Linked DNA regions of Homo sapiens: regions 1, 2 and 4 are each linked to region 3. The links are chromatin loops, found by intact Hi-C in ENCODE. Cell type or tissue: GM12878. All regions are shown on one strand. Links, peaks and the distances in the headings refer to the core of each region. The heading gives the core; the rest is flanking DNA.

What was found. Peaks named below come from ENCODE experiments on the same cell type or tissue, not always from the same donor. Only the 100,000 strongest peaks of a DNase experiment are listed, where the experiment ranks them.
Region 1: it touches region 3 in a loop (3-fold over the local background); 3 of 110 quality-filtered maps call a loop at or near these places.
Region 2: it touches region 3 in a loop (7-fold over the local background); 13 of 110 quality-filtered maps call a loop at or near these places.
Region 4: it touches region 3 in a loop (4-fold over the local background); 3 of 110 quality-filtered maps call a loop at or near these places.

What each region holds. Positions count from the first base shown.
Region 1 is chr4:158,491,910-158,500,745 of GRCh38, reverse strand. The region is part of intron 3 of RXFP1-AS1 (RXFP1 antisense RNA 1); the gene reads left to right. Among named protein-coding and RNA genes, the nearest start is that of RXFP1, 26 kb to the left of the region's middle. In GM12878, for the core only: a CTCF peak has its summit at 4,521 (motif pointing left); no DNase peak of the experiment used is centred there.
Region 2 is chr4:158,253,529-158,260,818 of GRCh38, reverse strand. It overlaps TMEM144 (transmembrane protein 144), which reads right to left. Exons shown (of 13, transcript NM_018342.5): 13 at 5,403-7,290. Among named protein-coding and RNA genes, the nearest start is that of TMEM144, 47 kb to the right of the region's middle. In GM12878, for the core only: a CTCF peak has its summit at 4,897 (motif pointing right); no DNase peak of the experiment used is centred there.
Region 3 is chr4:159,198,477-159,207,312 of GRCh38, reverse strand. All of the region lies in intron 3 of RAPGEF2 (Rap guanine nucleotide exchange factor 2), which reads right to left. Among named protein-coding and RNA genes, the nearest start is that of MIR3688-1, 74 kb to the right of the region's middle. In GM12878, for the core only: a CTCF peak has its summit at 4,150 (motif pointing right); DNase peaks (open chromatin) are centred at 2,532 and 4,152; H3K27ac peaks cover 704 bases.
Region 4 is chr4:158,410,764-158,419,599 of GRCh38, reverse strand. No RefSeq gene overlaps it. Among named protein-coding and RNA genes, the nearest start is that of RXFP1, 110 kb to the left of the region's middle. In GM12878, for the core only: no CTCF peak of the experiment used is centred there; no DNase peak of the experiment used is centred there.

The DNA.
Region 1 (8,836 bases), core at 2,315-7,314, 710 kb after region 3:
ACCGAAATGCCCATCAAGGATAGACTGGATAAAGAAAATGTGGCACATATACACCATGGAATACTATGCAGCCATAAAAAAGGATGAATTCATGTCCTTTGCAGGGACATGGATGGAGCTGGAAGCCATCATTCTCAGCAAACTCAAGACAGAAAACCAAACACCGCATGTTCTCACTCTTAAGTCAGAGTTGAACAATGAGAACACGTGGACACAGGGAGGGGAACATCACACACTGGGGCCTGTCGGGGGGTGGGGGACTAGGGGAGGGATAGCAGGAGAGATACCTAAGGTAGATGATGGGTCGATGGGTGCAGCAAACCACCATGGCACATGTATACCTATGTAACAACCCTGCACATTATGCACATGTACCCCAGAACTTAAAATATAATAAAACAAAACAAACAAAAAACTAAGCAAGTTGAGTGTCAAACTAAGTGCAGTGCAAACAGGCTGAGAGGCTCGCTTTCTATTTGAACACGAATTGCTTTGAAAGTGGGCAGTGTCCTTCTAAACCAATGACATACATAGGTACCCTAGCATATCCCTTGTTACTCCTTTCTCCTTTTTATACTAGCTAAACATTTACACTGAAAATGATGACAAAGAGGGAAAGTGAAAAGTAGGATTATTCATAGTTTCTTGTTTTTTCAAACCTTCCTTATTTATCTGTAGAGAATATTGGTACGATGTGATGTATTAAGAAGTGAAATAAGAACAGTTGAGTTAGTTTTGCATAGTGTTTCCATTGTTTTGCTAAGAACAAAATGTGTATTGACGTGTGAGCTATGAAATACAAATCAAGTAATTGTGGTCATTTTGTATAAGTTAAATATTCCTATATTTGCATTTAAAATTTGCACTGTACAATACATAGATGAACAGCAAAATTCATTTTAATAATTTAAAATTTTAATTTTTCTTTACCTAGAACAACATTATAGTGCAAATAAAAAACACTGTGACAAGTTGAACAATGAGAACACGCGGACACAGGGACGGGAACATCACACACTGGGTCCTGTCGGGCGGTGGGGAACACTGTGAGGGAGAGCATTAGAACAAATACCTAATGCATGTGGGGCTTAAAAACCTAGAAGACGGGTTGATGAGTGCAGCAAACCACCATGGCACATGTATACCTATGTAACAAACCTGCAAGTTCTGCACATGTATCCCAGAACATAAAGTAAAATAAAATAAAATAAAAAAGAAAAAAAAATTACCTCCAGTTTCTAATTCAATAAAAAAACCCCACTGTGACAGAGAGAGAGAGAAAAAGAGAGAGAGAAGAAATGAAAAAGCTTTATATTTTCATACCTTTAAAAAATGCTTTCCCCTGCTTTTTGAAAAAGGAGTCCCAAATTTTCATTTTGCGCTTGACCCTGTAAATTATGTAGCTTGCCCTGCACCTGTACCAACATTAAGCTGTGCGCAGATGTCAATTTTCCTTTCTCCTTTCTTGGCTCTTACGAGTCAGTACAGGAATGAGGATACGACAGCCACTTTGAAAATCTTGCTCTCCCCAGCAGAATTCACTGAAGACAAATCTTTGAAAAATGCATCAGTTCACAAGCTATTTGATTTCAGAGACCATCTTCTACCTGAACTGTTTAATACACAGATGCTTTTCCTATTGTGAAATTGATGTACTTGTTATATCTGCATCTCAGAAAGTAGAATTTAATATTTTAAAATGTAAATCAAGTGTTGTTATGAATCTCTGAAAGTAAAAGTATAAAATACTTTGCTTAAGGTTGAGGTATCATCTTGTCTGATAGTTTATTTATAGAAAGTATTAAACATGGCCTAAATATAAAAAGTAAGGAAACAAGTCTATTTTCAATAATGTAATATCCTATAACTCTGAGAAATAATGTATTTTATTGGAGATGAGTGTGTAGCATTATGTTAAAATGTTTGAAATAACTTTTGTTGTTTTTATTCAAATTGGCTAGGAAAGAAGAGTTCATTTTCCTCAGTAAAAGTTTATTGCCTAACTGCCTTAGGACATTATGTTTTACAGCATTTGGCTTATAATAAAGACCTTTGAATTGTCCAGTGTGGTAGGCTTTTAGCAATTATTGACAACTGCTGCATTTGCTCCTGTCTAGCATTATAGATTATAGAATAAAATGAAATGCTTATATTACATAAATAATAACTTTTAGTCAGAAAACTCACTAATAAGTATAAATGTCAGTGACTAACGCTTTTAGTTACTTTACTGTTCAGTTACCTATGTTTTTGCCTCCTCCTTTTTTTCTGCATTCTTCGATAGCACTCTGCCTTTATTGTTATTGGTCGTACCGGGAAACAAATGGTAATATATTTGCTCACTTGTTCATTTAGTTATTAAATCAAAAATGTCTTTGAACTACTTGAATGTAATGTATTTTTGGAACAAGGAAAGGTAAAAATGGAATTTAAAAATTGCAGATTGTCTCCAATAGCAGTCAATCAGTTAATCATCTGACAATTACTTTATGTTCGTTATGTTGCAAGCACTGGGATTCAGGGTTCCTGCTCACAGCGAACTTTCTCGTTCATGTGGGAAATACACCCGTATGGGTGGTTGAGCTAAGTGATTAGAGAAGGCCCTTCTGAGGGTTAATATTTGATCTCTACCCTGAGTGACAGAATGGGGCATTCTCCTATTTGAAAACTTGCCTTCTCTTGGATCCAGTCTTGCGTCTTTCTGCTTCTGCTCTCTGACTGCCAGCTCTTTCTCAGGCTCCCTTTTGGCAACTAATTGTCTTTATGTGTATGAACATTTATATATTTTATATTTTATGTGTATGGACATATTCTTTTTTTTTTTTTTGAGACGGAGTGTCACTCTGTCACCTAGGCTGGAGTGCAGTGGTGCGATCTCGGCTCACTGCGACCTCTGCCTCCCGGGTTCAAGCGATTCTCCTGCCTCAGCCTCCTGAGTAGCTAGGATTACAGGTGTATGCCACCACGCCCGGCTAATTTTTGTATTTTTAGTAGAGAAGGGGTTTCACCATGTTGGTCAGGCTGTTCTTGAACTCCTGACCTCGTTATCCGCCCGACTCGGCCTCCCAAAGTGCTGTGATTACAGGCGTGAGCCACCGCTCCCGGCCGTATGGATGGACATATTCTTCAGAGAATGTTTCCTGGATATTTTCGTTTCTCAATCTAGATCTCTGGTTCAAAACCTTTTTGGGTAATGAATTTTTGAGAACATGGAGAAAGATACAGGCCTTCTCTCCTGAGGAAAAGAACATGCTCACAAAAATCTCATGAAATTTCGGGGATTAAAGGATGCTTCTGAAGATCACTCATGGTACCCACAGGAGTTTGTGGATCCCAAGTTGAGCACCTCTCTTTTACTTGCTCTTTTTGGTCATTTTCAACCATACCTGTGACATTGGCCATCCCGAGAACTCCAAAATCTGTGTTTCAACCCAGCTTTAGTTGTGTATACCTGACTGCATTCTAGACATTTCCACTGCAATTCCTAAAGGCACTTTGATTCAGTGTATCCAAAAGGAATACACATATTCCCCCAATCATCACCATTCCTTCCTTTTCTTTCCATCTTCTGCCTCCTCCGACATGCCCAGTCTTGGTGAACAGCAGCACCCATAACTGAGCTGCACAGTTCAGAGTCCTGGAGGTCAACCGGCACTTCTCCCTCTCTCCGTCCTTTTGGAATCCAACGTCCTTTCTATTCCAAGAAGCTGCCACATCTTTCCCTCATTAGCAATGCCCTGCAATCCCACTCTCATTGCCTTTATTCGTGCCTTTTAGTTTCTTTTTTGGATATTCTCAGAGAGTTAAAGTGGGACAGAAATCTTGAAGAATATGGTAAATGCTTAGAAAGACTATTCAGAACAATGGGTGAGTTTGCTGATTTGGAATTGCTGACTAGCACTGTGGGTCCAGTCAGTTCTCATTAAGAGGAAATCCCTCCTTTTTGTAGCAAATCCCTCATGAAATAGCAAGGATTAAAAAGTCATTACTGCATAATAGTTTTTTCCTCCTAATTCAAAGACAGTAAGTTTCTCACTGCCTTTTCATTGACCAATTAAACAGGTTCACTTCCTTTATTTTCCATATTTTTCATCTGTATTGCTATCTTTTGTAGTCTTTCAATATTTTCCTCATATATTTTAATGTTTAATTCAAACCAGATGTTGGATCCTGATAATTTAGTCAATTCAGCAATTATATATTCTTTTCGAGATCTTATGGTAGAAGGGAATTAGGGAATGCTGATTAGATTTATACATAACACAATTCAGCAAAGCAATTTAAAGCACTATAACAGAATATAATAAAATGCTGAGATGCATATTTTTTTCACGCATCAATGTCTGGCATTGAGAAGAGTAGAAAAAAGTAAGACTATGCAGATCAGTGATTTTTGGAGTTTCAGGAAAGTCTTAATAAGAAACTATTATGGCAGCTGAAAGAATGTCCAGCCAAGGAGACTCCTTTTACAGTGATTCTTCCACCTGTGCTTTAGCTTCAGCTGTGCTCTAAGGCGCCCCCTTGAGGGAGAACCTGTGCTCGATTTTCCCCTAGGTGGAATGAAATCTGGGCTCCTACCTATCACGTCAACAAGAGCAGTTGTGGTTTCATTTGTTTTATATATATGTGTCTTCTCTATAAGACTGTGTTTATATTATAAAGATTGTATTTATATATAAGATTTTATTTAACACAGCATTTCAGGAAAGAAAAATAAGAAAATCATCATTATGGACGATGAATAAGGTTACTCTCCACACACACACAAAATATTTCTTTTGATGGTTTGAATTCTTCTGTCAAATGTCAAAATGTTAAAATTTCATTACAGATAGCATTATTTGTGTTTACTATATGACTGCATGCTGTGCCTGTCTTCAAGTTCTAAGCTTACAAGATTTTGGGTATCAAATGAAAAATTCATAGCTTTAATTTTGCAGAATCATATACATTGGTAGTGAAAGAAAACCCAAGGAGGTATCAGGCCAGCTTTCTGATTTTGGAGAGTGAGTTATGGATATTTATATTAATATTTTATGGATGTCATATGTGAGACTCAAAAAAGAAACTTATCCAAGATGTATTATGACAAGAAGTGCTAGTAAAAATTAGATATTTCACGTAGATTTGTGTAGATTTTTCATTTCTCAGAACATATCCTCATCATCAAGTGAAGTATGACTGTATATGCATTTGTTGATCATTGGTAAATTTTGTTTCACAGTTTGATATTAGCAACAATATTGGTATAACTATCTTTTTATTGTCTACATCAGGGATTATCTGTTTTTGCAGAAATCGTATCATTGTTTTCCCCTAAATTTTTTGAATCATTGGCCCATCAATTGCTAAGAAAGGAGTGTTAAAATCTCCAAGTATGATCCTGGAATTGTCTATTGCTCCAGTAATTCTCATTTTTTTCTTTATATATTTTAAAGTCTGTATTAGGTACATACATATTTATGATTGTTATATCTTCCTGATTTATTGGTTCTTTTAGCATTATGAAATGTCCCTCTTTATTCCAGTAATACTCTTTGTCTTGAAGTCTACCTTATCTCATACTAATATAAACACTCTAGCCTTTCTCATGCCTATAGTTTGCATGGCATTTTTCTCCCAGCTATTTAATTTCAATCTATCAGCATCTTTATATTTAAAGTGCATCTTCTTTTTTTGTTTTGTTTAGATTTTTTGAGACAGGATCGCATACCGTCACCCAAGCTGAAGTGCAATGGTGCGAACATGGCTCACTGCAGCCTAGACCGACTGAGCTATGCAGTCTTCCCACCTCAGCCACCCGAATAGGTGGGACTATAGGTGTGTGCCACTACACCCAGCTAATTTATGTTTATTTTTATTTTTTAGAGACTAGGTCTCACTATGTTGCCCAGCCTGGTCTCGAGCTCCTAAGCTCAAGTGATCCTTCCGCCTCGGTCTCCCAAAGTGCTAAGATTACCAGCATGAGCCACTGTGCCCAGCCTGCATCTTCTTGAGATAACATGTTTGGGTGTTTAAAAAATTCATTCTGACAATCTCTATCTTTTAATTGGGGTGTTTAGTCCAACAACAGCTAATAGAATTACTGGCATGTTTACAATTAGGTCTACCATTTTACTATCTGTTTTCTGTTGTCCCCTCTGCTTCTTTGCTCCTATATTCCACCTTTCTTGCTTCCTTTTAGATTAATTGAATATTTTTAAACTATATTTTATTTATTAGATTTTCAGAGTTTTTTGCATTAGTTTCAATGGTTGCTCATGGAGTTACAATACACATTCTTAACTTCTCAGTCTACTTAGAGTTAATATTGTATGACTCCATGAAAAATGGAGAAACTTTGCGACTCCATAGGTCCATTTATTATAATTTTCATATGTATATGTATTTATTCTATAAACCACACAAAAGAATATTACAGTTTTTGCTTTGAAACCATATGCATTTTAAAGAAATTAGGAGAAAACAATATTCTCTTATATTGACCTAGATGTTTATAGATTCTCATGATTTTTATCAGGTATGATTTTTCTTCAGCCAAAAGAGCTTCTTTTTTTTTTTTTTTTTTTTTTTGAGACGGAGTCTCACGAAAGAGCTTCTTTAACATTAGTTTTATTGCAGAGCTGCTGGTGATGAACCCTGCTAGTTTTATTTTTATCTGGACATGTCTTTATTTTCATTCTTAAAAAATATTGAATCATTGTTCAAATTTGTTCAAATAATTGTTCAAATATGCTGTTCTTTTCCTGGCTGTTTTCAAGATTTTCTCTTTACTTTTTGGTTCTGTGGTTTGAATATGGTATGCCTAGATGCGGTTATCTTAAATTCACACTGCTTAGGGTTTTCTGCGCTTCTTGAATCTGTAAACATGTCCTCCCTAAAATTTGGGAGCTATTCATCCATTATGTCACCAAATATTTTTTTCTGTCCCACTTTCTGCTTCTAGGATCGATCATAATTTCCCATGTGTGAGATCTTTTGATATGTCCCTCACACTGTTTGAAAGTTCCCTAAGAAGTCTAGCTGGTTACCAACACCTTCAAATTAGAGCATTTATCTAGAAACACCAGTTGAAATTAATATTTCCCTTTTTGCTCTGGATATTAGAAAGCTGCAAAAACAATATTAAGGCTCAATCACAGAAAATATGTGAAACATACTTGACTCCTTTCCACACTTAAATTTTCAGTTTCCATTTTATTAACCCCATAATATTATTTTGTTACTATTACTATTTTGTTACTATTTTGCAAGCCATCTTTGTTTTGGAAGAGCCATAGTATAAAAAGTATGTAACATACAGTAAATGCCTATGAAGAAAATGAAAGCCTCCCCTCAAAAACCTACAGAAAATAATTCCGAATTGCCCAATTAATAAAAATCCATGAGTGCTATAGTTCAGGTGTGTCTTCCCCTCCAAATCTCATGTTGAAATTTGATCCCCAATATAGGAGATCAAATGAGAGGTGTTTGGGGCATGGAGGTGGATCCCTCATGAATATTAATACCCTCTCTAAGGGTAGGGGTGAGTGAGTTCTCAGTCTATTAGCTCCTGCAAGAACTGATTGTTAAAAAGAACCGGACACCTCCCCACTCTCTCTCTTGCTTCCTCTCTTGCTTGGGATCTCTGTGCATTGCCAGTCACCCTCCGCCATAAGTGGAAGGAGCCTGAAGCCCTCGCCAGAAGCAGATGCTTGTGCCATGCTTCTTGCTCTGCCTGCAGAACCATGAGCCAAATAAACCTCTTTTCTTTATAAATTACCCAGCTTTAGGTATTTCTTTAAAAGAACATACTAAATGAACTAAGACAGTGAGAATCTCACCAAAATTAAAATACAGTTAAATATTCATCTAAGGAGCATTATATGCATTAAAATATTACATTTACTATGTTAGATAAGAGATTAGCAAGCTTTAATCCTGGCCTTGAAAGAATTTAAAATTAAGAGAAACTTAAAATATACATATACAATAATTTTGTAATAAATTTATATAAACAACCAATTTGTAATATAAAGCATGGTGACCTTTGTTTTTATAAATAGGAAGCAAAGCTCTGTTGAGTCCAGAGAAGAAATGATGAGGAACTGGCATTTGAGGTGGATCTGAAATAATGTGTAAGATTTGGACAGATGGAGAAGTCAACAAGTCACATGGTGACCTATATTATGAAGTTAGCAGAATCTGAGGATTGGGAGCTGACCAAGAATGTGGAGTGGGTTGTTAAGTTAGCAGAGAATATGACTAAAATAGAGAAAGAAGAATTAAAGAGCTATGCTGCACTGAATATCAGGAACAACCTCACAGTAGATGGGTAGCAGAGAGCTTAAAATCTTGGAATCTGAGCTAAGTTGAAGATTAAATGGCACCATCTCTTATGAATGTGCTGTTATAGTGGGTATTGTTGTTGGTGGGGTATGTATGTGTACAGTTATAAGAAAGAAGACTAGACAAATGCTGTTGGTAATATACTTAGTACTCCAGCTGGCTTTTATTTGCCCCTAGTACTACATAACGCTCCTCCAGTGCACCAAATGGAACAGTCTCAGTAACTTCTGTTGGATAGTCAATTTTGGTTGCAGCTAAGGTAAAGAAGAAAGAAGAAAGGAGAGAGAGAGAGAGAGAGAGAGAGAGAGAGAGAGAGAGAGAAAGACAAAGAAAGAAAGAAAGAAAGAAAAAAAGAAATAAAGTTAGACAAATAGGTTGGGAGTAGATTGTTGCAGACTTCATTACTTTTTTAAAATATATTTTTAATTTATATAAAAAATAAAATGCGTATGTTGATAATCAAAAAATAGCTAAGGGCTTAGGATGAAATGTTCTCAGTTATATCTCT
Region 2 (7,290 bases), core at 2,047-7,046, 950 kb after region 3:
GCTATTGAGAAAACATTTCTGCCTCGTGCTTGCAAAAAGTCTTCAAAAATAACAGGGCAAATAGTTCCAGGTCTCTGTGACCTAAAAAGTCTAACGAAGCCAAAGAATTACTAGAGCATCTTAGAGAAACCTGAGGCCATTCAGCCTAATCATTTAGTGATGATGTCTTTGTTTTTAGGTCAGAGAAAAATGTGCCTTCTAGCTTAATATTTATTCAGCAGCACTCATTAATGTTGGTAGCACTGGCTGTGAGCCTTCTTCTACGTCCTGAATATTCTAGGGCAAGAACAGACTCTTCTGTTTAAATAAGTCTAAAAATTGAATTGTTTTGTGATGTCTTCAACTTCTAGGAAATTATAAAAGCCAAATATAATAATAAAGCAAAAGAGTGATGAAAACTCGATGACTGAAAAGCAGACATCACATTGACAATTAGACTGATAGCATGGGAAATAGAAGATAGGTTTCTTTTTTTATAGTTCAGCTTTTAAGAATCTATAAATGGCAAAATATGGTCATTTGAGAGCAGAGATACAGGAGAGAGAGAAGAAGGGAAGGAGGGAAGGAGAGGGAGAGACAGAGCCCAAACTTAAAAAAAGTTTACATTTTATAACATAGACCACCACAGACTATCATAATTAACCCTATACTTCCCTCTGGTGGTCAAATTTGAAAATGTATTTACAGATGAATTAAATGAAGATTAATATACAGTAATAACTAAAGGTAAGACAACCAGATACCTCATTTTGTGTGAAGATTCCATTTTAACCAACTACCTAACTCCAACATTTCCCCTAGTTATTAAAGTTGAATGACTCTTCTGTGGAGAGGTCCCAATTCGCATAAACTTTCCTAACATGTGGCAGGGACTATACATAGCAAGTTGTATTTCATGGTACTAATTATATACGTAGGATGTGGATATTCATTTATGCTATAATTTATGCAAAAATAATAGGAAAGAATATTTTCCTGGATTTCTTAAACTACTTAAATTTTAAGAAAGTAGTCTATGAATTATTTCATGATGTATTGTGTCATGCACTTTAAAATAAAAATTTTAGGAACACAGAGACATACATTATTAAGATTAAGATTCTAAAATCAGAATATCAGATTTTAGAATCTTAATCCAGCAACCAAACCTGGTGTTTTTGGGTGGTTACTGTTTGTGAATGTCAGATACATCTTACAGGTACTGATATTTTTTTTTTTCCTTAAGGGAGCAATGTATAATTCATTACAGCTTTAATAAATTTAATATTTTAAATTTCAAAATTACTTAGAATATTAATTTTTCTATTTAGAGAAAAACTAAAGCCTGCACCAACATGTTTTCCTTGGCTGCTTAGTTTTAATGTCATCCCTGATAATTTCATATGGGAGCCAATATAATTTATTTTTGTGAATGTACTCCTTGAGCCTCAAAGAAAAAAAACAAGAAAAAAAGAAAAACCTAAGTAATTTTATTTGGCTCCTTTTTTTATTCTAACTGTAAAATACTCTTTGAACCGAGGAAGATGTGACAGGAATTACAAGTTTTACCTTTGTTCTTTCTGACAACTAAAGAGTATTTAAAAGGGTTTCCCATTAAACTTTTTAAGTTTTATCCACTGTATTAATTGGATGTGAGCTATTATGAAAATGATTACAGAGTGAAAGTGTAAATTGTCTTGAATTTGAATGTCTTTTAATTAAGCAGTTTCTCAAACTGCTTCTTTCAGTGTGAAACCTAAATAGGAGACACAAGATAATTTTAGCACCAAATGAGGCCTTTAGGATTTAGCTTACTTGCATTCATTCAGTAAATATTCATTGTACTTATTTTGCAAAAATGTTGTATTGGCTACCTAAATCAGTGAAGGGAAACTACAAAGGTAAATCAGAAATGTACTGTGAGATCAAGAAGCCCGTAGCTCTGAGGAGAGACAAAAGTGTCTAAAATAATGAGAGTGTGAAGTGGAGAAATGGGCTAGTATTGTAGGAGACAGACAAGAGGAGGAGAAGCTTAATCAAGGAAATGACACCATAAGCTGAATGTAGGCTCCTTTTGAGGGGTAGCGTAGAGCCCTGTCTCTGTAGTTCTTTCTCTATCCTCCATGCCTCACACATGGTTGACATTTCATGAATATTAAATGATTAGAGTAGAAAATCCTGACTCAAAGTTCTGATTTTGTCACATACTTGCAGCATGGCTAAAAATAAGGCACTACAATTTACTGAGGCTCAGTTCCCTTACCTACAAAATAATATGGATTTTAAAATGAATATCAAATGCATTTACACATGTGAAATGCTTAACTTGAACATCTTTATAACACAGATGATACTGTTGAATTAAGGTAAATGGATGTGGATTTTACTAGTCCATATGTGAGTAGGGAACCCGCACAAAAAATGTGGACCTATTTTGAGAGTCACATGTTAAAATGAGACTTTTCCTATTTTATCAGTATTGGGGGCCTCAATTTAAAGCGTTGTAAGTGCCCACACTTAGGATTTCAAAAAAGAGAGTGCCAGGCCACCTTATCAGTTTGCAAAGGGGTGACTCTATTCAATGTTTGGTGGGTCCCGTCCCATTATGTACTTCAGGAGTGGGATACAAATATGTAAGGTGAACCTTGAAGCAACTTGGGATACTATTAAATTATACCACTAGAATGTCTCCATAGTGACAAAGTTTTATGTTTGCATAAATTTAGAATTCCTTTAGTTGAAAACAACCATTTTACAAATATGAGGAAGTTAAAATACCTCACAAAGTAATGTTACCTACCAGAGGCAAGGCCAGGAGGATCATCGAAGTTTTTTGGCTCTCAGATCAGTAATCTCATTACCATATCCAATGCATCTCTGTTTGCAAATTTGAAACCTTCTAAGACTCTAAGAGTGGGAATGATATGAGAAAACACCAGTTTGTTTCTTTGTATAAATCCAGAACAAAAGTTGTATTCCTTCTAATGTACCCAAAGAAGAGGAAAAAGAGGGGTAGCAATGAGATAAATAAGTGATATGTGGAGTTTGAAACTTTCTAAGTTTCTATAAGATGTAAAAATATTACATTTACATTGAAAATTATTATTAAAAAAGTCATGTAACTCTGTATTTCCATTGCTAATGTAACAAATTATCACAAATTTAGTGGCTTAAAACAATACAAATGTTGTTTCTTATAGTTCTGTAGGTTAGGAGCCTGACATGGGCTAACACCAAGGGACTGGCAAGGCTGTGCCTTTCTGGAGGCTGTAGGGGTGAATCTGTTTCCTTCTCTTTTCCAGCTTCTAGAAGCTGCCCACATTTCTTGGCCTGTGTTCCCTTCCCTCATCTTGAAAGTCAACAATGCATGGGTTTAGTCCTTCTCATAGGACATCACTCTGACCTCCATTTCCATCACCTTATCTCCTTCTCAACTCTGATTCTTCTCTTCCACTTTCAAGGACCCTTGAGATTACACTGTGACCACCTGGATAATCCAGGGTCTTCCAGTCTTAAGGTCCTTATTGACACATGCAAGTCCCTCTTGCCAAGTGAGGTGAACACTTCTTTTTGTGTATGTGATGAATAATATATATATATAATATATATAATACTACATAATATATACATAATACTATATATAATATATATAATACTATATATAATACTATATATAATACTATATATTATATATAATACTATATATAATATATAATACTATATATAATATATATAATACTATATATAATATATAATACTATATATAATATATATAATACTATATATAATATATAATACTATATATAATATATATAATACTATATATAATATATAATACTATATATAATATATATAATACTATATATAATATATAATACTATATATAATATATATAATACTATATATAATATATAATACTATATATAATATATATAATACTATAGATATATACACTAGTCTATTTTATCATTTACTACCGTAAAATATACATAAATCTATTATAAAATCTCCGTTGCTATTGTGGTGAGCTCTAGCGTTGCGACTATCCACTTAAAGCACCATGTGGTGCTAATCATCTCCAGGTGAGTCAACTGTCTCTCCAGTCAATTGCCTCTGGTGGTTATGATCTCTTGCAGTTCCTGTATATTTTTCATCATTTTTTATTGCAATAAAATTAAACCTTGTAAACCTTGGATAACACCATGGGACCCATATGGACCTCGACTAGTGATGCTGGAAGTGCTCCCAAGAAGCAGAGAAAAGTCATGACATTATTAGAAAAAGCTGAATTGCTTGATATGTACCACAGATTGAGGTCTGCAGATGCAGTTGCCCAACATTTCAGAAGATTCTTCTTGCAATCAGATGATGCAAACTTATGGTATCGGTAAATATAGTATAATACTGTAAATGTATTTTCTCTTCCCTATAATTTTCTTAACAATATTTTCTTTTCTCTAGATTACTGTAAAAATATAGTATATAATATATATAACATACAAAATATGTGTTAACTGTTTATGTTACAGGTAAGGTTTCTGGTCAACAGTAGACTATTAGTAGCTAAATTCCTTTTTTTTTTACATAAATACGTATTTATAGAAAGTATTTATTACTTTGGTTACTAAAAATTTACCTAAATGTTATGCTATGCACATGGTTCCACAACTTGCCTTTACGCAATGTGTTTTTTAGCTCTATCAATATTGAGACTTATAAGTCTAGTAGTTAGTAACTCTGAATATAAATAAATCAGTATGTCAGGAATAAAAGAAGATTTTGTAGTTCGGGGAGATGCTGTGCTATTAATCCTTTAAAATTTATTAGGATTTTCTGTTCCTATGGTAGAAAATTTCCATAATCTGATACAAGCCTTATTGGCTGCTACTTCTACTGAATGTAGTTCTGTCTCTGTACACAAGATGGCAGGATCTCTTTAGTACAGATGGGGTTGCCATTTGACAGAAAGCCAGGCCAGAAAAATGTAAAATAAACACTAGAATTTAGCCATACTAGATTAGGAGAAATAAAACCTAAAAGTCTCAAGAGAGTTAGGCATTCACTTCCTAAGGTGAGCAAACAAAATGCAGATTTGGCAACTGCCCATTTAGACTAGCCTCTAAATAATAAGTTGCTTTTTGGTAACCATTTTGAAAAAGCTTGTTTGGTACCAGAAACTATATACTATATAGAGGTCTGTGTGTGTGTGTATATATACACACACACACACACACACACACACACACACACACACACACATATATATAAATGTGTATATATATATACACACACATATATATAAATGTGTATATATATACACACATATATAAATGTGTATATATATACATATATAAATGTGTGTATATATATATACAAAGTATATATAGGGATATATATAAATTATATAGAGGTAATAAGACTGATTTTTCATTTTTCTTCTGAAACTGCTTTACTTCACATTTAAAATTTTGCATATAAATTGGAAATCCCAACTAAAGAATAATTAAAAGTTATCCAATATAAAATTCTAAAATATATTTAAATGAGAAAAATAGCTTTTGTATCACAATTTATTCAAAGTTTATCAGCATAATTTAATGACATTTCAGGTTAAAATTAAAATGAGTATAAGAAGTTATAGTCAAATATTTATTTGTATTAGCAATTCAATAAACAAACAGAAGCTCCATCACTTTTAAGTAGTATTCATTTAGAGGAGTAATAATTGTTTGGATGGGAAGGTGGTGAGCTTAGTAGCTCTTACATGGTGTTCTCCAATCTACAAAAACTTTTTTCCCCTTCAAACAACACATAATAATAAAGCTAACAATTATATAGTGTTTGCCAAGTACCAGATACTCATCAACATACTTTACAGATTTGAACTAATTTCAACCACACAATAACCATGTGAGGTAGATGCCATCATAAACTCCATTTTGTTAATGAGGGGCCTGACACAGAGGGCTTAGGAACTTGTCCAAAGCCACACAAATAAAATGAAGCAGAGGTGGGATTTAACCCATGCACATTGACTTCAGAGTATACACACAAATAAAAAGCTGTTTTGTTTCTCCTGCATAGCAAAGTAATAAACAGTACTATCAGGTGGGAATGGGTAAAATTTACATTTGAATAGGGGTTTCGTTATCTCAAAGTTTTGGAAACAATTGCAACAAACATTGTACTGGCAGTTCTGTTTCAGTTTTCTTTTTTCTTACAAATTTAAATTAAATTTCTTTTTTAGAGATGGGACCTTGCTATGTTGCCTAGGCTGGCAGATTTGCACTCTTGGGCTAAGTGACCCTCCTACTTCAGCCGCCCCAGCAGCTGGGATTATAGTAGTGCGCCACCCTGCCTGGCTTAATTTCAGTTTTCTTAAAAAAAAAAAAAAAAAAAAAAAACTAGCATGCCTGTCATTTTATTTTGCCTACTGGAAACCACCAGTTAAAACAAGAAGAAAACAGGAAACCTCCAGTTAAGAGGGTTTTAGAAAAGTGTATTTCAGAAAAAAAAGTTGTACATTCAAAAGAGTGGTTGTTTCCTTTAAATTGTTACTGATAACCTACAATCTCACTTTAGCAACATATCTGTGTGTATTTATGTACGTGAATATACTTGTGTATGTATGTATTATGTTATGCACATTTTCTCAATGATGAAAAATTTTTGTTCTCTGAGAATGGACTTTATCTGGCGATAATCAAAAGCATTATGAGCTAAAATGGGTAGATGATGTAGAGTTGGGCGATATTAACTTGAAATAAACAGAAGTTTTGGCTAACAATAATAAAATGGCCTTTTTAACATTTAGTTACCAACTATGCATTTACTTTATGAAACAAAGGATCCAAATATCTTTGGAATCTAATTCCATTAGAAGGTAAGGCTCTCCCTCCTCGCCCAAGGTATTTCTGCCTCACTTCACTGGGGTAATAGGTGAGAAATATGGACTGTAACTTCTTTGTATATGGACTCTATACTGTGTTCTAGATTATGCAACACTAGGTACATACTGTGGTAAAAAGAGCATCCTCGTATGTAATGCTATAATAATGTAGACATTTTAGTCACCCAGTAAAGTACTACCTTCATAAACAGTTCATCAGAAGAAATTTTCATTTTTATACTTGAATGAAACTCAATCTTCCTTCATTCTCACATTTTTGGGGAAAAAAATCATTTACCCACTCCAACAGTGGCTGAGATCCATTTGCTATATGAAAATGCACTCTTTTCTCAGCATGATCTCTCCGCTGTCCGATAGACGCGTTCTCTTAACTACTGCTGCCACCTGCTGGTTTTGTCATT
Region 3 (8,836 bases), core at 2,198-7,197:
AATGCTCTAGCATCCTTACCACCCGTCGATTAGCCTATATTTAGGGTTGACTCTTTATATCAGGAAATCCATGGGAAAGATTTGAGGATGTGAAGGTAAGTGGTAATCTCTACCACTTATTACAATTTTGTTTATCTGATAGATAGGCTGTTTCTCTACATTCCCCAAAGAATCCAAAGCTAACTTGCAAGAGTTATATTTGCTTTAGTAGGCATTTGCAGAGAATGACCATTCAATCAACATTTATTAAATTCAGTGAGCATTTACCACATGCCAGGCCACATATGATAAGCAAAATTTCTTTGAGCTATCCCTTCTAAGGATTCAGATTTTGGAAAAGTAAGTTAATTAAAAGTAAGAATACATAGTTAAGAAATGTAAGAATACAAAAAACAGTGACTCTTATTTTACAGATGTTCTGGAAATAGTTGTAAGCTAGAAAAACCCCTCTCCTCTCCTCCTATCCATCCCCCATAGAATTCATGTTTAGTTCCTGTTATGAAAATTCCTTGCTGAGGTGTCAGCATCGAAATATGTTTTATTTAGTCTTACTAGTCTAGAAAATTCCCCTTACTTTATTAGAAAGCACTGAACTAACCACGCTTACTCTTTTCACTTACAATCATGCCTCAGGCAGGCAGAGTTTCCGTGTGGGGTACAACGTGCTTCCCTTCAAGGTCTGCAAACACTTCCTTTCCACAGTGCAGCTAGCTGTCACTGGAGGGTTTTTACATGTGTATGTAAAAATGGGAAAGTGATGGTTTTTTTAAGAAAAATGAAACTGAAATTATGAAAATAGTACTTAGTAGTAGCAGCAGCAAATTGTTCAGTACTTAAAGGATATGCAAATTGAGACCTCACTTCCAGGCAATGAAGCTGGTTAAGAGAAGACTGACAATAATAATAATAGTACAGACGGTGCCCAACTTCCAATGGTCTGACAAGCTTTTTTGTCTTTACGACACACTCAACTTCCAGCACCACAACGATTCTGCTTTTCATTTTCAATAGAATATCCAATAAATTACATGAGGTACTCAACAGTTTGTTATAATATAGGCTTTGTGTTAAAAGATCCTGCGCGGCTGGGCGCGGTGGCTCATGCCTGTCATCCCAGCACTTCGGAAGGCAGAGGTGGGTGGATCACGAGGTCAGGAGATCGAGACCATCCTGGCTAACACGGTGAAACCCCGTCTTTACTAAAAATGCAAAAAAAATTAGCCGGGCATGGTGGCGGTGCCAGTAGTCCCAGCTACTCGGGAGGCTGAGGCAGGAGAATGGCGTGAACCCGGGAGGCGGAGCTTGCAGTGAGGCCAAGATTGCACCACTGCACTCCAGCCTGGGTGACAGGGCGACACTCTGTCTCAAAAAAAAAAAAAGATCCTGCCCAACTGTAGGCTAATGTAAGTGTTCTGAGCATGTTTACAGTAGCCTAAGTGTATGTGTCGGTTCTCACACTGCTATAAAGAACTACCTGGGACTGGGTAACTTGAAAAGAGGTTTAACTGGCTCACAGTTCCGCAGGCTGTACAGGAAGCATGACTGGGGACACCTCAGGAAACTTACAATCATGGGGGAAGGCGAAGGGGAAGCAAGCATGTTTTACCATGGTGGAGCAGAAAAGAAAGCAAAGAGGGAAGTGCTACACATGTTTAAACCACCAGATCTCATGAACACTCATCCACTATCATGAGAACAGCATAGGGGAAATCTGCCCCCATGATCCAATCACCTCCCACTAGGTCCCTCCCCCAATGGCACAACAATTTGACATGAGATTTGGGTGGGGACACAGAGCCTAACCATATCATTAGGCTAAGCAATGATGTTCAGTAGGCTAGGTACGTTAACTGCATTTTGACTTAGGATGTTTTCAACATATAGTGGGTTTATTGGGATGTAACCACATTGTAAGACAAGAAGTAAGTGTAGTGGTAGTAATAATAATAAATATCTAAGACTAACACTGAGATTCTATTCTATCTAGTAGTTCTCAGGCCCTGATGTGCAAATGAATCACCTAAGATGTTAATTTAAAATGCATCTATCCCACCCAATTCCCCAGTTTCTGATCATTAGATAGGAGATCCATCAAAGTGACTTTTAAACAAATATCCTGGATGTTTCTTACACATGGGGCTGGCCAACTCTGAAAAACTTTCAGAAAAAATGGTCTCAATATGAACTCCCAAGAGGAACAAATGGCAGGAAAAAAAGTACAACTCTATTAATATCCATGCAACTAGGTACATACATTGTATTAATCAGTGCTATTTTAATTTTTCCTCAAATAATTTTTTTTTAAAATTATGAGCAAAGGAGCCCCTTCAAGTGTTGCTGAAATGCCAAAGCTTAATCCTGAAAGAACCCTGACTGAGGATTTCCAAATAACCTGACACTACCAGTACTGGGCAAAAAACAGAAATCTGAAGACTAAAGAGGTTCGTATAGGAAAGCAGTACTTGCGAGTCTCTCTAATCAGGGGAATTCACGCTTACAGAAGACCAAATCCTTCTTAGAATCTCAGAATTTGACCACAGGATCTTGAGCTAGGAACCACAATGGACAACTGATTTCATTTCAATACATCTCATCCCACAATGGACAAAACGGAAGTCACAAAAGCCCTGGTTTATAACGAGAAACTCTAAAAGGCTCCTGTTTCTGTTTTTCATCAACAGGAAGGAAATTAACGAGGCCAAACAAAACCAAATACAGACCATTATAAAATGATCAGTTCACCTTCCAATGTAAACAGATAGAAAGCCTCTGGGGCAATCAGAACTGTATGATCCCCGCTGAGCATTATCCCAAGTCTAAACAAAGAATAATGGGCATGAGGGAAATACTTGATCTGACCCCCTCACCTCTCCCACCTTCCTTCCTACTACCCCTCAACATAACCTGCTGCTCCTGACAGGCTGCTTTCCTTCTGTTCATTCCAACTCTGCCATGCTGTTCAAGATGTTTACCTCTCTCCATCTACCCTCTACATCCCACTGTACCTTAAGAGATGGCTCAAAAACTACTACTTTAAGAAAATCTTCTCACTCACTGTTTTCCAAACTCTAAAATACTTAGCCCATCTAATTTCATTGTTTTATGTTTTTCTGTAATGATTTCTTATTCCTGAGCATCTTCTTCCAACTACAATGAACTTCCTTTCAAGGCAGGAACTGCGCATCATGCCTAGTAGAAGCTGGGAAACATTTCAGTGATCATTTGCTCAGGTAAATCGGATCAGATGACATCCTTCTGATGAACCCCATGGTCCTTCACAGGAGAAGGTCCAAACCCCCTGGCAGAGCCCATGAAGGAAGCAGGAAATGCTGTGCAAAGAGCGCAGGTTCTGGAGCACAGATTCCTTCTTCCACGCTAGCCACGTGATCGTGGTAAAGTCAAATTCTGAGATTCTAGTTCCTCAACTGCAAAATGGAAGACATTGATGCCTTCTTCACAGAGCTCCTTTTATTTAATGAAACAATATATATGCAGTACCTTGCATGATGGTAACAAAAAATACTAGTTCTCTTCATCTTCCTCATCTCCTTTCCTCTCTTACGATCGTCTCTGAAAGGACCAACCTACAGCTTTGCTTTCTGCTCCCAACCCCAACATTCCTTATGCTGCAAACTTCATCCTGTTCGGCCAGGCCACACATTTTTTTTTCCACCTATGCCACAAAGGTTTTGAACAAACCTGCAGTCTAGCTTCTAAATAGTATATTTTCTCTTGTAAATTTATTACTCATCCTTCTAGTTCCAGGTTAACTATCACCTCCTCTGAGAAGTGTTTTGGTATATTCCAAGGAAAGTGAGTCGCTTTCTTCCAGCTTCCCAGTGCCCTGTGTACATGCTCACGTGACGCAGGTGCCAGAACGTCATAATTATTCACATTGGGAGTTTCTCCTCAATAGTTTTTAAACTCCTCTAACTCTTAAGTACCCCCAATATATACACTACATAATGCTTGATTGGCACTCAAATATTTTCTTAATAAGTAAATTAATGAACTGAATAGACAGGAACCCAGGTAAGGTATTAAAGTGCTTGAAAGTCAAAGATGTGAACTTCAGTTTACCAGTAAATGGAAAAATGGAGCCAGGATCTAAGAGCCTCCTCGGCAATATCCTAGAGATCCACAAGGTGGCACTCTCTCCATGGGAAAGAGCTGTGTGTGCCGCTCCACATTCTCATTTAAGGAGGTGGCCAGTAAATGCAAGCGATCAAGTTGAAGTTGACAAGGGAACTGAAAGAACAAAAAACTACTAAGTCCAAAGAAAACTGATTAAATCAGCAAAGACAATTATTAGAGGGCAAGAAAATAACTGTGAAAATGCTACTTCATTCAGCTGTTAATACAATGTGAAAACTTAAGTGAGGCCCAGTCAGCCAAAAAGGTTGCTCATGGAGGCCAGGCACAGTGGCTCACGCCTGTAATCCCAGCACTTTAGGAGGCAGAGGCAGGTGGATCACCTGAGGTCAGGAGTTTGAGATCTACCTGGCCAACATGGTGAAACCCCGTCTCTACTAAAAATACAAAAATTAGCCAGGCATGGTGGTGGGTGCCTATAGTCCCAACTATTCGGGAGGCTGAGGCAAGAGAATCGCTTGAACCCAGGAGGCGGAGGTTGCAGTGGGCCAAGATCATGCCACTGCACTCCAGCCTGGGCAACAAGAGCAAAACTCCGCCAAAAAAACGAAGAAAGAAAGAAAAGCCAAGGGGGACTGACAAGGAGAGAAAAGAGAGTTGAAAGAAAACAGAGCGGCAGGCGTTGCGGAAGTGGCTGTGGGTAAAGGATGCTGATCCTAGAAGACCATCAGCTCAAAACAAGACTCCCAACAGCCACAAACATGGCCATCTAAGTTTTGGGGGGTTTTCGGGAGTGGAGAAGCAATAAACAGAAACAGAAAGAATGGTGCCCATGCAAAATCTAAGCAAACTGGAACTAGAAGTTAGTGCTTTCCCAGATGATCCTGACAAAATATGAAACAAGGAGGGTGTATGGGGTACAAGAAGAGACTCCTCCCACTCTAGCAGAGCAAGTGCAATATGGCCAAGCCTGAAGCGGCCCAGGGGAGTGAGGAAGCTCCTCTAAATGCTTCACATGGACAGCATTAACAAGGTCATTAAAACAGAGAAGCAAAAAGATGGCGATTGCTTTGTGAGAAAGAATAGGCAAAATGTCCAGAAACAGTGGCTGAGCCGAGCACACGACACAGCTATCTGAGACAGGTTCGGCACAACTGAGAACCACATATAGCATCAAATACCAATTTTGGTGCTATTTTAGAAAGGTCACTTTATACTATCCAGGATGTAATACCGCACAGTATCACATTCAAAAGACAAAGCTGTTGGCATCTGGAGAAAAGGAGACAGGAATCATCATCGAGGGCTATTGATCACATGCCTATAAAACAAGAAAGTGAAATAAAATGAAGACTAACAAAGGTTCCAATAACTACATGGGGACCACAAGGAACTCCAGAGGGCCAGCCACCCATGACCAAAAAATAGAAAAACACCTTTATTTTCCTGTATCTGCGGTCTCACCAACACCCTCCAACCAAAAGATAAAGGGACAACTTCCGAAGCTTCTCCCTCTTCACAGCCTATCATCACATTCTGCGGGTTCCCCTCCCAAGTCTCTATCGAAACCCTTTGCTACAGTTCAGGGTCCCATTTTTGCTCACCTACACTGCTGTTATTACAGACTTCTGGCCAGCTTAGACTTGTGCTCTCAAATATACGATTATGCCAAAAAACCACAGTGAAAATTACTTATTTACAACAAATTATCCTCTATCCTTTTATAGGCGTCCCGCAGACAGTTGAGATCAGAGGTTTTCAATGTCAAGAGCCCTTGGGATTTCAAGGCGTCCAAACCTCTTTCAACCATAATAGCTACTATTGTTGGGCTGAACAGGATTTTCTATGAACAAAGTGTTCCACGGCTTCAAAAAAATAAGTTCTAACAATGGCCACCTTCCAATAGACAGATGGCTTTCCAGATACACAATAATTTTAATCTTTTTCACAAATACATTACATCATTTCTGTTACTGGATTTATTACAGTTTAAAAATTTGTATATTTTTACTCCTCTGATGGAGCGCTGAGCTATAAGCTGATAGACAAAGTTTTCATTATTTATTTTTGTATAGTCAAATGGCACAAAGCAAGCTCACTAGATAAGTTAATGCAACACAGCACAGTAAGCAACCCCAACAATGATATCAAGCCAAAAGAAATATAAAGTGCATGTACTAAAACATGAAGTATACGCCAAATTTTAGAAGGAGGACTAACAAGAGTTAAGGGCTTTGGTATTTACAATTTCCACTGTTGGAATACTGATATTTTATTATAAAATGATATTATTCATAATACTGAGTTATATGTAAATATATCAATTATATATAAATTCCCACAATAAGAAAACAAATGACATTTTTAAAGTAGAGGGTAATTTTTATTCTATTTCTTAAAAGTTCTAAATTGTAAGGAAATTACTTCATTTATAATTAAAAACTCTGAAGAAAGAAAACACCATTTTAAGATTTTCAAAAAAAATCCTTATTTTCCAAACAATAGCAATTCATTTACAAGGAATTGCAACCAACAAAACAGGAAAAGTCAGTAAGATCAATAAGAACTCTGAAAGCTGATGAAAATATTGAAGACATTTCATCTTTATACTGAAAATACAGGGGACACAGCAGACATCCTTTTTTTTTAACTAGCAAACAATGTAAACTACTAAAGAACCAGTAAAGCCAGATATTCTATAGGCTCATTAATGTTATCATTTTTTTCATTATTTATTATTTTTATTATTGTTTTTGAGACAAAGTCTCACTGTCACCCAGGCCAGAGTGCGGTGGTGCACTCTTGGCTCACTGCAACCTCCGCCTCCCAGGCTCAAGTGACCTTCCCACCTCAGCCTCCTGAGCAGTGCTGGGACCACAGAGGTGCGCCACCACACTGGCTAATTTTTGTATTTTTTTAGAGATAGGGTCGTGCCATTTTGTCCAGGCTGGTCTCGAACTCCTGGGCTCAAGCGATCCACCCACCTCAGCCTCCCAAGGTGCTGGGATTACAGGCATGAGCCACTGTGCCTGGCACAATCTTAAATTTATGAAATTCATTTTTAACATGAAAGGAAGGAGTGAAACACTGGGAGTTATGAAGCTATTCAATAAATGATAAATGAAAGGAAAAACACCAATACAAACTATATATATATATAGAGAGAGAGAGAGATTACATCAAATCGATGAGTCAGCTAAACTGAGGGTAAAGAAATAGATCCAAGGGCTCAAGGAACAATTTATCACATTTAAAAGAATCTGAAATTTTGACTCTTTTGGAAACTACTAATGGGTTATGAAATTAATTTACAAATGTCTCTTTTAGATTCATATGCTGCAATTTTATCTTCACAAGAAACCTGTTTCTCACCTGGAGTCACCTGGGTCTCAGAAAAATGAAAGGTAACTTATACACACCCAGAGACAGAGTCAAATTCAAAGCTAAATCTGCCTAACTTCACTATAGGAGTCCCAACAGCAAGAAACTGCAACAATACTGCAAAACACCTGACAGCACCACTACCCCTCACATCAGAAAGGATATAAAAAGCAAGCTGTATTTTTCTCCTATACCTTACCCTAAACAGGTTTTTATTCACTAAGCAGTTTCACAGAAAATTGATACGAAGAATCCAACACCTGATGATGTGTAACCAGCCATTTTATTAGGAAGTGAGACCATAATGAAGGTCTTTATCTACAGATCAAAGGAGTTCCTTCTTTTGAATAGAGAATTGAAAAAAAAAAACCATCGGGAACAGACTAAATGCAAATTTCCATGGTAGGCATGAGAAGGCAAACCTGAAACAAACATAGTCCCTACCCTCATGAAGATTATGGATTAATTGTATTTTTAACAACGTTTTTATTTAAATACTCTTCTGCTCAACATAAAAATAAAACATTTTCATTTTAAAATAGTAATATAAAAATATCATTGTCAAGAAGCCTTAAAGGATCTCCGTATGTACATAAAACAGTCCTTCGTAAGTATCTGTGTGGGCATGGGTGTGCATGTGCTTGAATTCTCATACTTACATACAGGCGAGGTGGTTGAGCACCCGTGTCCTACAATTCCATGCAAAGGCTAAGTCTTTAAAGATGCCATTTTTTCAAATAAATTAAAACCTTTGGTTTCACTTTTTTTTTTTTTTTTTTTTTGAGACAGGGTCTCAGTTGCCCAGGTGTGATCTCAGCTCACTGCAAACCCTGCTGCTGGGGCTCAGGCAATTCTCGTGGCTCAGCCTCCCAAGTAGCTGGAATTACAGGCTCATGCCACCACGCCTAATTTTTGTATTTTTAGTAGAGATGGGGTTTCGCCATGTTGCCCAGGCTGGTCTCGAACTCCTGGCCTCAACTGATCCGCCCACCTCGAGCCACCATTTTCTTTATGTACACACATAAGCATAATAAAATTAGGACAGAAAAATACTTCAAAACGGTGGTTACATCTTGCTGGGTAAAAACAGAAGAGGCCAGGCGCAGTGGCTCACGCCTGTAATCCCAGCACTTTGGGAGGCCAAGGTGGGTGGATCACTTGAGGTCAGGAGTTTGAGACCAGCCTGGCCAATATGGCGAAACCCCAGCACTACTAAAACTACAAAAATTAGCCAGGCGTGGTGGCACATGCCTGTAATCCCAGCTACTTGGGAGGCTGAGGCACGAGAATGGCTTAAACCAGCGAGGTGGAGGTTGCAGTGAGCTCAGATCGTGCCACTGCACTCCAGCCTGGGTAACAGAGC
Region 4 (8,836 bases), core at 1,941-6,940, 790 kb after region 3:
TGGAGCTGAGTCAATTTAGAGAGCCAAGTGAAATACAGCAGCAGAAAGGCGCTGGGAGCTTGCTGGGTCCCCTAGCAGCCCATTCCTACCTGGCACCACAGGGATCCAATAGGAGAAGACCAGGGGGTAAAACTCCACTGGGAGAAGCAAATCTCTAGCTGAACTTTGTAGCAATTTGAGTGGGGTGGGAAGCCTCCTGGCCAGAATTTGGGTGAGGGCCCAAATCCAGTGTGCAGACTCCACGGGAGGGGGAAGAACCAAGCCCTTTTCTTTCGCAGCTGGGAGGTAGGTGGCCAGGGGCAGGTTTTCAAACCTGTATCACTCTCCACCTGAAAATGGACTAAAGGCTGTTGTGGGAGGCATTGTGGGAGTGAGACCCACCCTTTAGTTTGTGTGGCAGCTGGGTGAGCCTGTGACTGCCGGCTTTCCTCCACTTCCCTGACAACCTGCATGATTCAGCAGAGGCAGCCATAATTTTCCCAGGTACACAACTCCAGTGACCTGGGAATCTCACCCCCATCCCCCACAGCAGCCACAGCAAGACCCACCCAAGAAGGGTCTGAGCTCAGACACATCTAGCCCTGCCCCCACCTGATGGTCCTTCTCTACCCACCCTGGTAGCGGAAGACACAGGGCATATACTCTTGGAATATCTAGGGCCCCACTCACCACAGGTTCCTCTCCATACTACCACAGCTGATGGTCTCTGGAAAGCGCCACCTCCTGGCAGGAGGCCAACCAGCACAAAAATAGAGCATTAAACCACCAAAGCTAAGAACCCTCACAGAGTCCATTGTATTCCCCTACTGGCCACCTCCACTGGAACAGGCACTGGTATCCACGGCTGAGAGACCCATAGATGGTTCACATCACAGGACTCTGTGCAGACAACCTCCAGTATCAGCCCGGAGCTGGGTAGCTAGACCCAGAAGAGAGACAACAATCACTGCAATTCAGCTCAGAGGAAGCCACATCCATAGGAAAAGGGGGAGAGTACTACATCAAGGGAATACCCCATGGGACAAAAGAATCTGAACAATGACCTTCAGCCCTAGACCTTCCCTCTGACAGAGCCTACCCAAATGAGAAGGAACCAGAAAACCAACCCTGGTAATATGACAAAACAAGGCTCTTCAACACTCCCCCAAAATCACACTAGTTCACCAGCAATGTATTCAAACCAAGAAGAAATCCCTAATTTACCTGAAAAATTCAGGAGTTTAGTTATTAAGCTAATCAGGGTGAGACCAGAGAAAGGTGAAGTCCAATGCAAGGAAATTCAAAAAATGATACAAGAAGTGAAGGCAGAAATATTCAAGGAAATAGATAGCTTAAAGAAAAAACAGTCAAAAATTCAGAAAACTTTGGACACAGTTTTAGAAATGCGAAATGCTCAGGGAAGTCTCAGCAATAGAATTGAACAAGTAGAAGAAAGAAATTCAGAGTGCGAAGACAAGGTCTTCAAATTAACCCAATCCAAAAAAGGCAAAGAAAAAAGAATAAGAAAATATGAACAAAGCCTCCAAGAAGTCTGGGATTATATTAAATGACCAAACCTAAAAATAATCAGTGCTCCTAAGAAGAGAATTCTAAAAGCTTGGAAAACATATTTGGGGGAATAATTGAGGGAAACTTCCCCAGTCTTACTAGAGACGCAAACATCCAAATACAAGAAGCACAAAGAACACCCAGGAAATTCATTGCAGAAAGATCTTTGCCTAGACACATTGTAATCAGGATATCCAAAGTTAAGATGAAGGAAAGAATCTTAAGAGCTGTGAGACAGAAGCATCAGATAACCTATAAAGGAAATCCTATCAGATTAACAGCAGATTTCTCAGCAGAGACCCTACAAGCTAGAAGGGATTGAGGCCCTATCTTCAGCCTCCTCAAACAAAACAATTATCAGCCACGAATTTTGTATCCAGTGAAACTAAGCCTCACATATGAGGGAAAGATACGTCTTTTTCAGACAAATGCCAAGAGAATTTGCCATTACCAAGCCACCACTACAAGAACTGCTAAAAGGAGCTCTAAATCTTGAAATGAATCCTGAAAACACATCAAAACAGAACCTCTTTAAAGCATAAATCACACAGGACCTATAAAACAAAAACACAAGTTAAAAAGCCAAAACAAAAAACAAAAAAACCAAAGTAACAGGCAACAAAGAGCACAATGAATGCAATGGTACCTCACATTTCAATACTAACGTTAAATGTAACTCGCTTAAATGCTCCACTTAGAAGATACAGAACCGCAGAATGGATAAGAACTCACCAACAAACCATCTGCTGCCTTCAGGAGACTCACCTAACATATAAGGACTCACATAAACTTAAAGTGGTGGGAAAAGGCATTTCATGCAAATGGACACCAAAAGTGTGCAGGTGTAGCTATTCTTATATCAGACAAAACTAACTTTAAAGCAACAGCAGTTAAAAGAGACAAAGAGGGACATTATGTAATGTTAAAAGGCCTTGTCCAACAGGAAAATATCACAATCCTAAACATATATGCACCTAATACTGGCGCTCCCAAATTTATAAAACATTTAATAACAGACCTAAGAAATGAGATAGACAGCAACACAATAATAGTGAGGAACTTCAATATTCCACTGACAGCACTAGACAGGTCATCAAGACAGAAAGTCAACAAAGAAACAATGGATTTGAACTATACCTTGGAACAAATGGACTTACCAGATATATACAGAAAATTTAATTCAACAAACGCAGATTCTATTCATTCTATTCAACAGTATGTGGAACTTTCTCCAAGATAGAACATATGATAGGCCATAAAACAAGCCTCAATAAATTTAAGAAAACTGAAATTGTATCAAGCACCATCTCAGACCACAGTGGAATAAAACTGGAAATCAACTGCAAAAGGAACCTTCAAAACCACACAAACACATGGAAATTAAATAACCTGCTCCTGAATGAGCGTTGGGTCAAAAACAAAATCAAGATGGAAATTTAAAAATTCTTCAAACTGAAAGACGATAATGATACAACCTATCAAAACCTCTGGGATACAGCAAAGGCAGTGCCAAGAAGGAAGTTCATAGCCCTAAACACCTAAATCAAAAAGACGGAATGAGCACAAGCTGACACTCTAAGGTCACACCTCAAGGAACTAGAGAAATAAGAACAAACCAAACCTAAACCCAGAAGAAAGGAAATAATCAAGATCAGAGCAGAACTAAATGAAATTGAAACAAACAAAAAAAATACAAAAGATAAACGAAACAAAAAGCTGGTTCTTTGAAAAGATAAACAAAATTGATAGACCATTGGAAAGATTAACCAAGAAGAGAGAAAATCCAAATAACTTCACTAAGAAATGAAACAGGAGATATTACAACTGACACCACTGATACACAAAAGATCATTCAAAGCTACCATGAACACCTTTACACACATAAACTAGAAAACCTAGAAGGGATGGATAAATTCCTGGAAAAACACAACAGACCAATAACAAGCAGTGAGATTGGAATGGTAATTTAAAAATTACCAGCTGGGCATGGTGGCTCATGCCTGTAATCCCAGCAATTTGGGAGGCAAAGGTGGGCAGATCACCTGAGGTCAGGAGTTTGAGACCAGCCTGACCAATATGGTGAAACCCCGTCTCTACTGAAAATACAAAAATTAGCTGGGTGTGGTGGTGGGCTCCTGTAGTCTCAGCTACTCGAGAGGCTGAGAGAGGAGAATTGCTTGAACCTGGGAGGAAGAGGTTGCAATGAGCTGAGACCGTGTCACTGCACTCCAGCCTGCATGACAAAAAAAAAAAAAAAAAAAAAAAATTACCAACACAAAAAGTCCAAGACCAGATGGATTCACAGCAGAATTCTACCAGACATTCAAAGAAGAATTGGTACCAATCCTTTTGACACTATTCCACAAGATAGAGAAAGAAGGAACCCTCCCTAAATCATTCTATGAAGTTGGCATCACCCTAATACCAAAACCAGGTAAGAATCAAAAAAGAAAACTACAGACTGATATCCTTGGTGAACATAGATGCTAAAATCCTTAACAAAACACTAGCTAACCAAATCCAACAACATATCAAAAAGATAATCCACCATGATCAAGTGGGTTTCATACCACAGTTGTAGGGATGGTTTAACATATGCAAGTCAATAAATGTGATACACCACATAAACAGAATTAAAAACAAAAATCACATAATCATTTCAACAGATGCAGAAAAAGCTTTCGACGAAATCCAGCATGACTTTGTGATTAAAACGCTCAGCAAAATTGGCATACAAGGGACATACCTTAATGTAATAAAAGCCATCTATGACAAACCCACAGCCAACATAATACTGAATGGGGAAAAGTTGAAAGCATTCCCTCCGAGAACTGGAACAAGACAAAAATGCCTACTCTCACCACTCCCGTTCAACATAGTACTGGAAGTCCTAGCCAGAGCAATCAGACAAGAAGACATAAAGGACATCCAAATCAGTAAAGAGGAAGTTAAACTGTCACTGATTGCTGACAATATGACCATTTATCTTGAAAACCCTAAGGACTCCTCCAGAAAGCTCCTAGAACTGATAAAAGAATGCAGCAAAGTTTCCGAATACAAGACTAATGTATACAAATCACTAGCTCTTCTATACACCAACAGCAACCAAGCAGAGAATCAAATCAAGAACTCAACCCCTTTTACAATAGCCGCAAAAAATTAAAATACTTAGTAATATACCTAACCAAGGAGTCAAAAGACCTCTACAAGGAAAACTGCAAACCACTGCCGAAAGAAATCATAGACAACACCAACAAATGGAAACACATCCCATGCTCATGGATGGGTGGAATCAATATTGTGAAAGTGAACATACTGCCAAAAGCAATCTACAAATTCAATGCAATCCCCATCAATATACCACCATCATTCTTCACAGAGTTAGAAAAAACAATTCTAAAATTCATATGGAACCAAAAAAGAGCCCACATAGCCAAAGCAAGACTAAGCAAAAAGAACAAATCTGGAGGCATCATACTATGTGATTTCAAACTATAGTATAAGGACATAGTCACCAAAACAGCATGGTATTGGTATACAATTAGGCACACAGACCAATGGAACAGAATAGAGAACCCAGAAATAAACCCAAATACTTGCAGCCAACTGATCTTTGACAAAGCAAACAAAAACATTAAGTGGGCGAAACGACACCCTTTTCAACAAATGGTGCTGGGATAATTGGCTAGCCACCTGTAGGAGAATGAGATTGGATCCTCATCTCTTACCTTATACAAGAATCAACTCAAAATGGATTAAGGACTTAAACCTAAGACGTGAAACTATAAAAATTCTAGAAGATAACATTGGAAAAACCCTTCTAGACATTGGCTTAGGCAAGGGTTTCATGACCAAGAACCCAAAAGCAAATGCAATAAAAAGAAAGATAAATAGCTGGGACCTAATTAAACTAAAGAGCTTTTGCATGGCAAAAGGAACAGTCAGCAGAGTAAACAGACAACCCACAGAGTGGAGAAAATCTTCACAATCTATACATCGGACAAAGGACTAATATCTAGAATCTACAGTGAACTCAAACAAATCAGTAAGAAAAAACCAAACAATCCCATCAAAAAGTGGGCTAAGGACATGAATAGACAATTCTCAAAAGCTATACAAATGGCCAACAAACATAGGAAAATATGCTCAACATCACTAATGATCAGGGAAATGCAAATCAAAACCACAATGCGGTACCACATTACTCCTGCAAGAATGGACATAATCAAAAAATTAAAAAAACAGATGTTGGCATGGATGTGAACAGGGAACACTTCTACACTGCTGGTGGGAATGTAAACTAGTACAGCTGCTATAGAAAATAGTGTGGCGATTCCTTAAAGAACTAAAAGTAGAACTACTATTTGATCCAGCAATTCCACTACTGGGTATCTACCCAGAGGAAAAAAATTCATTATTTGAAAAAGATCCTTGCACACGCATGTTTATAGCAGCACAATTCACAATTGAAAAATCGTAGAACCAACCCAAAGGCCCATCAATCAACAAGTGGATAAAGAAACTGTGGTGTATGTATGTGTGTGTGTGTATGTACGTGTGTGTGTGTATGTGTGTGTGTGTATGTATATATATATATATATATATATATATATATATATATATATATATATATATGATGGAATACTATGCAGTCATAAAAAGGAATGAATTAATAGCACTTGCAGTGACCTGGATGAGATTGGAGACTATTATTCTAAGTGAAGTAACTCAGGAATGGAAAACCAAACATCATATTTTCTCACTGATATGTAGGAGCTATGCTATGAGGATGCAAAGGCATAAGAATGATACATTGGACTTTGGGGATTTGGGGGGAAGAGTGGGAGGGAGGTGAGAGATAAAAGACTACAAATATGGTGCACTGTATACTGCTTAGGTGATGAGTGCACCAAAATCTCACAAATCACCACTAAAGAACTTACTCATGTAACCAAATACCACCTGTGCCCCAATAACTTACGGAAAAACAATTAAAAAATATGTTCCTCCTTCTGTTTGAGAATTAAGCTATATATTTGAGGGCATTTCTCCTCATATTCTGATCAGTAACTTGGTTTTTTGGCAGAACAGTTTATATTGTTGTCCTACCCCAGGACCCAAATTTAACATTTCCAGATCCAAATACATTATTCTCCTCCCTAAACCATCTCTTCCTTTTCTCTTCCTTAACTCTATTTTACCATCCTCTCACAATCAACATTTCAGTCATATTTGACTTCTTTCACATGTCTCTTTCTCCCCAAACTCAAGAGTTCTGAAGATTTTATCTACAAAGTGCCTCAAGAATCTCTTTTCCACAGCTACTGTACAGCCTTATGCTAGGTCTTCATTATTGTCCTCTGACTATTGCAACAGCATACAACTTTTCTTCCCTTCTTTCATTCCTCCCTTTTCTCCTCATCATATATAGTCTCAGCCAGTTTGGTCTTCTTAAAATGCAGTCTTGAATCTATAAGTTTTAAAGAACTCAGTTAACATAATTACTTTTTCAGAGAAACATTGATAAACTGAGAAGACAAATCAGTAGTTACCAATCACTAATCATTTGCCACTGGGTGATTTTTTTTTATCTGACATGGAGCTGGAGAGTAGTCCTGCATCCAGGAGTCTCAATTGTAAATATCCTTCATAATAATGCCAGCCCACTGGGATATAATGTTAAGATAATGTTGGGATATAAGGGGGACATATGGAATTAGAGCTACAAGATTTGTGTCTCTCTGACCCCAAAGAAATGTGCATTTCTAACCTTCTCAAGAGTAGTTCTTCATGACAATTTTATATTTAACATAGTGAAATAAATAGAAAACCATAAAATTACAATCATACAATACACTGGAGTAAATGGGGGGATCTGGAGGAATCTCCGTGGTGCTTAGTGAAAAATTTTATTACATTTATTTTATATGATATATACTTTTTAGTTGTTACCAATTGAACATGATTAAAATTTACAAATAGAATCTTCCAAGGTTTTTAATAAAAAACTCATATTTGCTTCCATGAACATAACATTTTGTTATTAGGTCTTATGTTCTCAATGGCTATAGTAAATTCCTTATTAATGATTTCAGATGATGATTACTTTGTTTATAGCTACCATCAAATAAATTTTGTTCACATAGCCATGTAATTTAAAAAATTAAAACCATTTTTTTCAGCCATTCAAGTTGTTTGTAACAGCTGAAACTGTATTTAAAGAAGACCCCATTTTCTCCCTCAGAGATGAAACTTTGAAATTATCTTTAATATTAATAGATTTTGAATCCACATGAAATTTTTTATGTCACAATTTTAAAATAATGACAAGGCTCTAATTGTCAGAATGTAGGTGCACCTGAAGCTAGCTGGAATCAGAAAAGGAACAAGTTAAGCCACAAACCCATATGTGTTACAAAAACTGAAGGCAGAGATTCAGAGCTACTCCTTGGGTGGTGCCTGCCAAAAACAGTCTCCCTGGCCTCCTGCCATTCTTACCTCCTGCTAGTATACTTACGGCTGCCTGCTGAGCTCCTTGGGCATCTGGAACATGCACTCCTTCAGCAGCTCTGCAGGCACCTTGTCCATTATGAATAGCAATTCATGCTGCAGATGGCTACTGGAAGAGATGCCCAGGTGCTAGAGTACCACACACTGTGCTGAGTGAATGGTGGGGAAGCAGCAAGAAATAAATGTAGCCCAGTATGCTCACTGCCTTCAGCCCTGGACAGAAATGCTCATTGCCCAAGGCAGCTGGTCTAGGAGCTCTGACTGCGACCATGCTGCCCTGCAGGCTTGGAGGATGAATATCTCAGCATACCTGAACCCTTTTCCATATACCAGTACAATGGCTTGCTTTGACACAGGAGTTGGAAGGCACTGCTATAGAGCTCTCTCTCTCATCTAAATAAAACCCTCTCATGGCTGCATGGATTAGGGCATCCTGTCAAGGAATATTTTCTTATGCTGGACTGGATAATTTTGGATCAGTCTCAGGCTTTTCATCCTGAACCTGCAAAAATAAACCTCACTCTCACCTCACTAGAGATGATTCCCTTGATTAAGAATCAACTTCACACCATGGAAATCATGGTCACTCTCATGTTCCCTGATACCTTAACCAAACTGACCTTCAGCACATTCACATATGCATCTTATATCTCTTAATCAGGACAACTTGTGTGGTGCTTGTTCGCGTTGACTCATTTAAGTTGGGCACTATATTTCCCAGGATAAGTTGCCCTGTGTGGCTTATGAAGAACTCAGGTGAGAATCAAAAAGCAAAAGT